Regions from separate parts of the Homo sapiens genome. Here region 1 is linked to region 2. Evidence: chromatin loops called from intact Hi-C (ENCODE). Cell type or tissue: PC-9. All regions are shown on one strand. Links, peaks and the distances in the headings refer to the core of each region. The heading gives the core; the rest is flanking DNA. Region 1 overlaps EEFSEC (eukaryotic elongation factor, selenocysteine-tRNA specific). Region 2 has its middle 46 kb from the start of DNAJB8-AS1.

Region 1 (4,381 bases), core at 63-4,062, 57 kb before region 2:
TGGGCTGGGTCAGAGGGTGTGTGTTTGCTGCTGGAGAGCCCTTGGATTTTGTCAGTGAACTCATCCTTCAATCACTTGTGCATTTATTCAGCCTACACTGCATCATGTTCTTCTGTGTTGCAAGCATTGTGCTTGGTGCTGGGGATATGGAGCTTACAGTTGTAGGAAGGTACAAACAATAAACATACTAAAGAAATCCCTGTCAGATGGGAGTAGGCACCACGTAGAAAGATAAAGCAGGGACGAGATGGAATTGCTGAGCATGCTGCTTTGGATAGGGTGATCAGGGAAGGACAGAGGGAGGGAAGGAGCCACATGGGTAGTCAGGGAGAGCATGCCACAGCGAGGGGGAAGTGAATGTTAAGGTCCTGAGGTGACAGTGAGCTTCAAGTGCATTTGCAGGTCAGTTGTTTGGCAAAAGTGTGCTGAGCAGAGAGGTGTGCAGGACATAGGCCAGGGTTCATACTGTGCGCTGGGGACCGTGGGAAGGACTAAAGCCTGTGTTCGTATGAATGGGTCATGAGCCACTATCTTTTTTTTAGAGAAAGGGTCTTACCCTGTCTGTGGAATAGAATGTGGTGATGCAATCAAGGCTCACTAAAGCCTTGACCTCCCAGGCTCAAACCATCCTCCTGCTTCAGCCTCCTGAATAGCTGGGACTCAGTTGTGTGCCACCACCCCCAGCTCCCCACTGTCCTTTATCTCCTGTACAATTGTACCAGATACAACCAATCCAGTACAATTCTGTTGTATTTCATAATACAGTAAAAATTACAAAAATTTTCAAACATACAGCAAAGTTGAAGATTTTACAGGGAACACCTTTACCCACTCCTGATTTTATATTGACATGTTACTGTCCTCTACATAACTCCAGGACTCGAGGTTGATCCTGTGAGGATGGAAAGCTGTGGGGAGGTTTGGATCAGGGGAACAACCAAGGTTGGTTTATGGCTTCTTGTGTCAAATCTCCTAAAGAGAAGGTGGTGCCCTGGCTCCAGCTGGAAAACAGAGACCCCAGCTGCCTCCGTGCTCACAGGTGGCATGAGCACCCTTCCCTCTCCTGACAGCCTTGCCAGGGAACCCCTTCCTTTCAAAGTCCTTCCACTGCCCAGAGATAGCATCTGCCTTCTCATGAGCAAGGGCAATGGTCACAGAGGCATTGCTTCTCCAGGGCACTTTGTTCCCTGTTAGCAGCCCCTAAGGCCTCTGTCAAGGTGGGGCTGGGGCAAGGGAGGCAGAGGCACCCAGCCATGGGAGGCCTCCAGCGGTGAAGCTCTAAAATTCTGTCCTGTCCTCCCCACTTCTCCATAGTGGCTCTGAGTCCTCACCTCAGCCAAACAGGAGTCTTTGTGCATCGCTTCAGTTTGGCTGTGGGTTGTCCTCAGAGACTGGAGCCCACAGGGCCCCTCTCTGGACTCCAGGGAGCATGCAGGGGGCATGAGCCAGACAGGCCAGCGTCCAGACCTCAGTCCCCAAGGGCCTCGTGCCTATGCCTGCCTGGGCTATTGTGAGCTTTCTGGGAGGGAAGGATCCCGGGATTCTTCCAGCTGGGTCGGGGGCCATACTGAGGAGCACTGATCCTTCCCCTAAACAGCTCTGGGGCCCTGCTGGACCAGGCAGAGGGAAGAGCTTATGGTCTTCTCCTTTGGGAACTGCTAGGATCACGCTGACCTCCCCTGAGCTCCCTTCCTGTAGCCCAAGGCAAACTCAGAGCTGGGGTATTCCCAGGGCAGGCAAGAACCAAGAGGAGTCTTGGTTGGGCTGCTGGGGTGGGAGTGAAGGGAGCCTCTCGGGGTGCTGGGGCGGGAGTGGAGGGAGCCTCTCAGGGTGCTGGGGTAGGAGTGGAGGGAGCCTCTCGGGGTGCTGGGGTGGGAGTGGAGGGAGGAGGGGTATAGGGACACTGCCTCAGTCCACTAGAGTTCACATTCCTTCGTCTGGTCAATGTTGACTTTTTAGTCTGCCTGCTTCCTGTTTGTGGCTTTTAAGCTTTTTATTAAATATCACTGGTCAGATTCCTCCATCCCACCCACCACCTTCCATCCCTCCCACCCCCACTCCCTGCTGATTCCTCCCTTTTAACCTTTTTGAAGTGCCTTAATTGTGAAAGAATCTTCAGGAAGCCTGAGCCATCCAGTGCCAGGTGAAGGGAGAGAGAGTGCATTGCTAGCTGCAGCCTGGACATGCAGGGTGGGGAAGCCTGGGTTTTGGTGCCATGAGAGGTAAGGCTCCCAGCCTGCAGCTCGTGGACAGGGCTGGGTTCAGATGCACTTCATGGGCCTCGCTGCCGGCTCTACAGGGCATCCGGGCTGGGAAAGGCAGAATGAAGAGTCCCCTGGGTTTCCTCCCATCAGCCTTTCACCTTGGGTTGCAAGGTCAGATGCCAGGAAGGCCAAGCAGGTGTTGAAGAGGCCAGGTGGCAGGTGATAGGGAGTGGTGGGGACTATGGTGACCTGGAGAGCTGCTGTGTGGGTCCTGCCAACTCTTCACTATATGGGAACGTAGGCCTGGGGTCTCATTTTATCTAATTTTATTTTTATGTAATATCTCCTGATTAAAAACTACAACTGTCTGTGCTAAACAAAGCATGCCTTTGGCCTGGTTTGAGCCCTAGCAACTCGTAACTCCTGTTTGAATTTTAGAAAGGACACTTGGCCCTCAGGTTCACGAGGTGAAGCTGAACCGTAATATGCAAACAGTATGTTTTAAGGAGCCACAGACACTTGCCTCAGAGACAAGGGTCCTGATGCTAGGGCTGTTGACTCCCAGAATGTGCTGTGGGAAATCAGAGGGCTGGGGGACGGCCCCATCCTTCCTGATATCCAAGGAGCCTTCCCAGAGAGTCTTGGGGGATCTCAAGGTTGGAAAGCCCCGTATTTACAAAACATCTCCCTTCAAAGACCTTGCCATTTGCAGAATTGTACTTCATGGGAGGATAGGAGGCCTGACAAGCTGCCAGTAGGAACCTACTGGGGAATTCTGCTGGTGGTGAGAGAGTAGTTGGAGGAAGGAGCTGGACATGGAGGAGGTTCCTGTCCAAGTCATAGCATCACTTGTAATTCCCAAGGGTTGTAGGGTGGAGTGAGTCTTGTTATCTCCATCTCACAGGTGGGAGCCGGGTAGCAGAGAGCCTGAGGGCTTTGCCCACGGTCTGTCTGTGTCACCTCACCCCTCTCCATCAGCTCTGTTGATGCCCCTAGAGAGCAGTCATGTCTTCAAAGAATCTGGAGCTGGGAGGCCCATGTGGTGCTTGGAGAAGCACTGCACCTGGGAGGCTGCGCTCCCAAAGCTCATCTTGGCAAGCCGTCTGTCCCACCGCTGCCACCCTCCCCTCTGCCTCAGTGTGCCAGGCATCAGCACTCACTCACAGAGGCAGGCTGGATGGCGGGTGGGACAACAGCTTCCGCAGCCCCTCCTGTTCCCACTTTGCAGGGAGAAAAGAACACCTTGATGACTCCCAACTGGAGAAGAATCATGTGAGAAGCTGAATAGACTTGTTCCTAATGACAGCTCTGAGTCACTGGGCATTTACTCTAGGACAGAAAAGGGCACACATGTGCCCGTGATCTTATCTCCTGAAGCAATGCTCTGTAAATCTAAAATCTCCCAGGGCTGTTGTTTTGTGTACCTGCCAAGATGTGGCAAGCTTTTTGAATGGCCCAAATTCATGATAGGTGGCCCCTCTCCCACAGGGTGCTCCTGAACCAGCTGATTTGGGACAGTTCATGTGTGTGTCTGCTTTAGCATTGAGGGGCACGCGGAGCTTAAAGCCTTGTTACTGGAAAGCCCCAGGCCCCTATTACCACTCGCGTGCCCATGTGTCACTGATTCTCACCAGGTAACAACTGACCATGGAACAGAGCTGCAAGTGCTTACCTCATACTAGCCAGAGAGCCGTGATTGAGAACATAGCCCACTCAAGGCCACAGCCGCGGCCTCATCCTAGCAGCGGGTGCTGCTCACGTGCCGGGAGCTCAAAAGGGTACTCATATCTCAGGCACTTGGTCTTGTGAGTAGCCAGAATTCTCATTCAAACCCTAAAATAGAGATCTTACTTTTGGTGATCTTTAATAACCTTTTGATTATTACTAATCACAAATTAATGTACTCCAGATGAGAAAAAGAAAAAAAATTTGTAGAACCATACTTACAGTTAAGACCCCAGAAGGAGCTTCTATTTACTGATTATCAGGGAGAGCCAGCACTCAGGAGGAGGAGAAACAGCCCCCAAAATGTGAGCTATGATGTATAGCAGTTGGGCTGCCCGCTGTACAGCTGAGGAGACTGGGGCTGGCAGGATGGGCAGTGCAGTTGCTGGTGTTCCCATTGCAACAAGCACCTCGTTTCACTGCACAAGCAGACCATTTCAAACCGCTCTGCT
Region 2 (4,381 bases), core at 145-4,144:
GCCAGGGAAGGTGGGCATTGCTTGAGATGCCCATGGGCCATGGGTGCCAGGCCCAGGGAAGAGGGTGGTGGGGTGGAGCCTCAGGCAGGCTTCCGAAGGAAGTGAGCAGGGCGCTTCTGGGTGGAAGTTGTGTAATGGGTGTGGCATGAGATGAGGCAACCCGCCTCAGATGCAGAGCGATGATAGGGTGGAAGATAGCCAATAGTCAGCAGCGCCTCACTGCCCCAGTGCTCACCGTGGGGGGATCCACTCCCGCACTGGCCAGGCCTCCCCAGGTCTCCCTGCCACCTTGCCCTGCTCTGTCTCCAGGCCTTTGCTGGTGATGCTGCCCTCGCCGCCGGGGCCCATGCTCCACTCAAGCCCGCTTCTCCCTCAACCTCGGGGCTCTCGCACAGATGGCTCTTGATGGGCAGGGTGGGAGGAAGAGAAGCAGGTTCTGGGTCCTGTGCCACCCGAAGGACAGTGCTGCTCCAAGGAAGGTCTCCTGGCCGGCCTCTTATGGATGGGTGGGAAGGAGAGGAGCGGTTTTGGGACCCCTGCTTCCTGGAGTTCCTCACAGAGGGGAAACTGAGGCAGGGGAGGGGTTGGTCCTCTGCCCAGTCCCCCAGCACAGGGAACCTTTGGGGGGAAGTGGCTGCTGCCAGCTGATGCCTGTGGGAAGGACTAGCCCAAGCCTGCCAGGTCCTGGCACAGAGCAGGCGTTGGGGACCAGGGTCTGGGTGCCTGTGTGGACACACTGACCAGGCTGCGGCCCAGCCCTGCCTCCCACCATGGACAGCTGGTTGGGCTGCCGATAAGGAGAGACGGTTGCAGAGTCACCAGGCCCCGATGATAAGACAGACAAGCATCTCCCGGTGGCCGGAAGGTGGGGGAGGGGCCCACCGGAGAAGCACCCACATCTTGGGTGGGAACACAGAGGCTGCTGGTTCTGGGCAGGGCCCACCCTGCCCCTGGGGGCACAACAGCCCTCCCCAAGGCATCTGGGCAGCTGCCGACACAGTGCAGCAGGGCCCCGGCCTGGCCCACCCTGCAGGACCTCCCCACAGCGGCCCTGCCCAGCTCCAACTCCAATCCCACCTCAGCCCCGCCCAGCTCCACACGCAGTCTCCTCAGGGTTCCCTCGCACACCAGGCCCTGTCCCCCTCCGTCTCTGCTCGGCCATGCCCCTGCCTGGAGCACCCCCACACCATGCCCATCTCCCGCCCCTTCTTCCAGGTGCAGCAGCTTGTCCCTGAAAGAATGAACTGCTGGTGAGGAGAGAGGCTTATGGGAAGTTGGGGCTGTGACAGAGTGGGAGTGGGGTGGCAGGGGACACACAGGACAGGTGGGTGTGTCCTTGTGGAAGGGGCCTAGCATGTCATGGGGTTCTTTTGCTGGAGACATTGGGGCTCTCTCTTCTTGCCGGGGTTGCAGAGCTGGACAGCATGAACTTGAAGCCACTGTAGCCATCCTGTCCCCACGAAGGGAATGAGGTCCACAGCACAAAGGGGTGAGGGCCATGCCGAGAAAGGGCAATGGAGAAATGAAGAGATGGGTTCCTGCTGGCCCCATCTGAGCCCTGGATCCAGCTATGCCTGGAGCTCACCCCTGTGTCATGGGAGGCCACACATTCCCTCTGTTGCAGAAGCCTGGTGCCGCGGGTTCCTGCTTTGTGACTCAGAGAGCGATCGTGGTGGGTGCGGTCAGCCATGCCTCTCACTGTCCCAGCAGGGTTCCTGACCAGCAGCAGGTCCTGTTGCTTCACCTTCAAAGCCTGTCCCGAATCAGTCAGCCCCCACCCCATGGCCACCAGCCCAGCCAGACCCAATCACCTCCTGCTTGGACCATCACAATTGCCTCACCCTGGTCTCCTGCTCTGCCGGCTGCAGCCGGAGAATCCTGTTAAAACGTGTCAGGGCCCCTCTTCTCTGTTGTAAACCCTCTCGCCCGCACCTTCCTCAGGGCAATTGCCAGAGTCCTCACCATGACCCCCAGGCCCTGCACGACCTCCCTGACCTCCTCTGCCATCTCCCCACTCCTCCTAGGTCTCCAGCCTCAGGAGAGGGAGCCCCTGCTCCTGGATGTCCCAGGTACTCCCTCCCGCCTCAGGGCCTCTGCACACAGCTCCCGCTGCCCCCAGCTTGCTCCCCACCCATTCTTCATTGAGCAGCCCCATTGCCCCCAGCCCCGCAGTAAAAATCCACATTCCCACCCGCTGTTTCACCCTTCTTTCTAGCTGGGCTCTCCCACTCTCAGCATTCTGCCTGTCGACCTCATTTACTGCCAGTGTTCCCATGGGAAGGGGGCTCTAGGGACAGGGGTTTCTGTCCTTTTGCTCACTGCTGTGTCCCAGTGTCAGGCAGAGCACCCAGCACATGCCTGGCGCTCCACACACAGGAGCACTCGGGCCAGTGGGAATTAAGTGAGTTGTTCCATGCAGGGTCCCCATAAATGGAGCTGGTCTCATTATTGCCGTAACTGTTACTGGCCACACTGTCCTGGCCTGCAGACCACGGTGACCTTCATCAACAGTGACAGGGCATGTGCACTCCGGTTCACATGTGCTGAGGTGCCATGCTGCACCCCAGGTCCTGTGCCCAGTGCTCCCTGCTGACCTAACAGAGCCAGCACCCCCATTCTCAGCCCCCAGCCAGGACCCGGGGGCCTTCCCAACCTTCCCCAGCCTTGCCAGCCCACCCTATGGCCCCAGGGGCCTTCCCATCTGATTGGGTCACTCCTCCGCTCCCCAAAGGGTGAAATCCAAGCCCTTACCTCGGCATTCTGGACTCTAGGATGTGGCCGGCACCTCCCAAACCCACCACGTGCCCACCACTGGAGTCCCCAGACCAGACTGGGCCTGCGCCTCCCTCTGCCTACGCTGATGCCCTCGTCCAGTCCTGCTCCCTCAGCACCCCCTCCTCACCTGTCTGCACCCGCTCATGACCCAGCTCACGGCCCCTCGGTAAGTGCAGTTTTCACCTCCTGCTCCAAATCTACAGCCCAGATGCAGTGTCTCTGCCAAGGCTCAAATCTGCCTTTCCAGCCTGGCTGTTTCCCCAGGACTCCACGCACCCACCTGTGCCTCCTCTGTGCTCCCAACAGCAGGCGGCTCTGCCCGACTCCTCTCCTGCCCCCACCACCCCATGCCCACACCAGCAAGGCCCAGGCCTTCTTCCAACACATCCCAATCTGACCTTCCCCCATTCTGCTGCACCACCCCAGGCCAGGCTACTCCCTGGGATCACACCTTAGCATCCCCCGTGCCCCACAGACTGTCCACATACAGCCACAGGGAGCCTGTCAGTGATGGCCATTCCCTGCCCCCACTCTGCCCAGCACCCCCTACTCTGCTCACACCCCAACTCTGCCCAGCACCCCCCAACTTTGCCCAGCACCCTTGACTGTGCTCAGCATCCCTGATACTGCCCAGCACCCCTGTGGCCGGGGTGCCCTGACTCTGCCTAGCACCCTGACTATGCCTAGCACCTCTGATTAGCACTGCTACCAGGATTTGGAATGAGGCACATGCAGGCACTGAGTTGGGGTTGGTCACCCCTCAACTTATCAGTTGCTATTCCTCACCCTGTCTCTGGACCTCTGCCTCTGCCCCTGCTCTCTGGGCCCCTCTGTGCCATCCCCTCAAGACTAGGGGACATCACATGTCCCTCCCTGACTCCATCCCAGTCAGTAATGCTCTTCATCCCCATACAAATTAAAGCAACAAGGAAGTGCCATTTTGCATTGGTCAAACTGGTAAAAATTTTTAAAGATTGATAATATCAAGTGTTGGTGAAGAGTGAGGGCAGTGGGAATTTGATGCTATTAGGAGTGGACTTCACACAACAACTCTGGAGGGCCAGCTGCCACGTCTATTAAATTAAAAATGCATGGGCCCCATGAGCACAAGCACTCACTCACATGTGTGCACAAAGAAGTGGGGCACGGCTGCTGGTGGCAGTCCTGCCTGAAACAGGAGAAAAAAAATGGCAATGTTCATCAGTAGTGGTGTGGACACTGAAACAGTGCTGTGTGGCCATAGAGTGAAATACTCAACAATAGGTAAAGGAAGGAAGTCTGAGTGTCCTGTGGATAAATCCTGAAAACAGGTGAAAAAAGTTGCAAAAGGATACGTGCAGAATGATGCTGTTTACATTGAACAGAAACTCCACAAAGTGATACTGTGTGTTCTGTGAATGCAGGCATGGATATTTAACTACATGGAGAAAGGCGTGCAAGGATGTGCTTCAAACTGACCACCAGGAGCTGCCAGCAAGGGGGGTTAGGAAGGGCAGTGGTGGGAAAAGGGCACTCAGCCTTATGTTTTCATTTTGTTCAGAGACTGTATCTGTGCATTATTCACAAACTGGAGGTGAGCGAGGGAAAGGTTCTGTGCAGCCCAGAG

Evidence for each region. Hi-C counts contacts between places; a loop is a spot of excess contacts. Peaks named below come from ENCODE experiments on the same cell type or tissue, not always from the same donor. Only the 100,000 strongest peaks of a DNase experiment are listed, where the experiment ranks them.
Region 1: a loop joins it to region 2, with 5 times the contacts of the local background. A loop is called at or near these places in 1 of 110 quality-filtered maps.

What each region holds. Positions count from the first base shown.
Region 1 is chr3:128,358,859-128,363,239 of GRCh38, forward strand. The region is part of intron 6 of EEFSEC (eukaryotic elongation factor, selenocysteine-tRNA specific); the gene reads left to right. Among named protein-coding and RNA genes, the nearest start is that of DNAJB8-AS1, 100 kb to the right of the region's middle. In PC-9, for the core only: no CTCF peak of the experiment used is centred there; DNase peaks (open chromatin) are centred at 2,023 and 3,523; H3K27ac peaks cover 1,302 bases.
Region 2 is chr3:128,415,303-128,419,683 of GRCh38, forward strand. It overlaps a transcript of EEFSEC not described here. Among named protein-coding and RNA genes, the nearest start is that of DNAJB8-AS1, 46 kb to the right of the region's middle. RefSeq lists a cis regulatory region at 1-2,273. In PC-9, for the core only: no CTCF peak of the experiment used is centred there; a DNase peak (open chromatin) is centred at 1,699.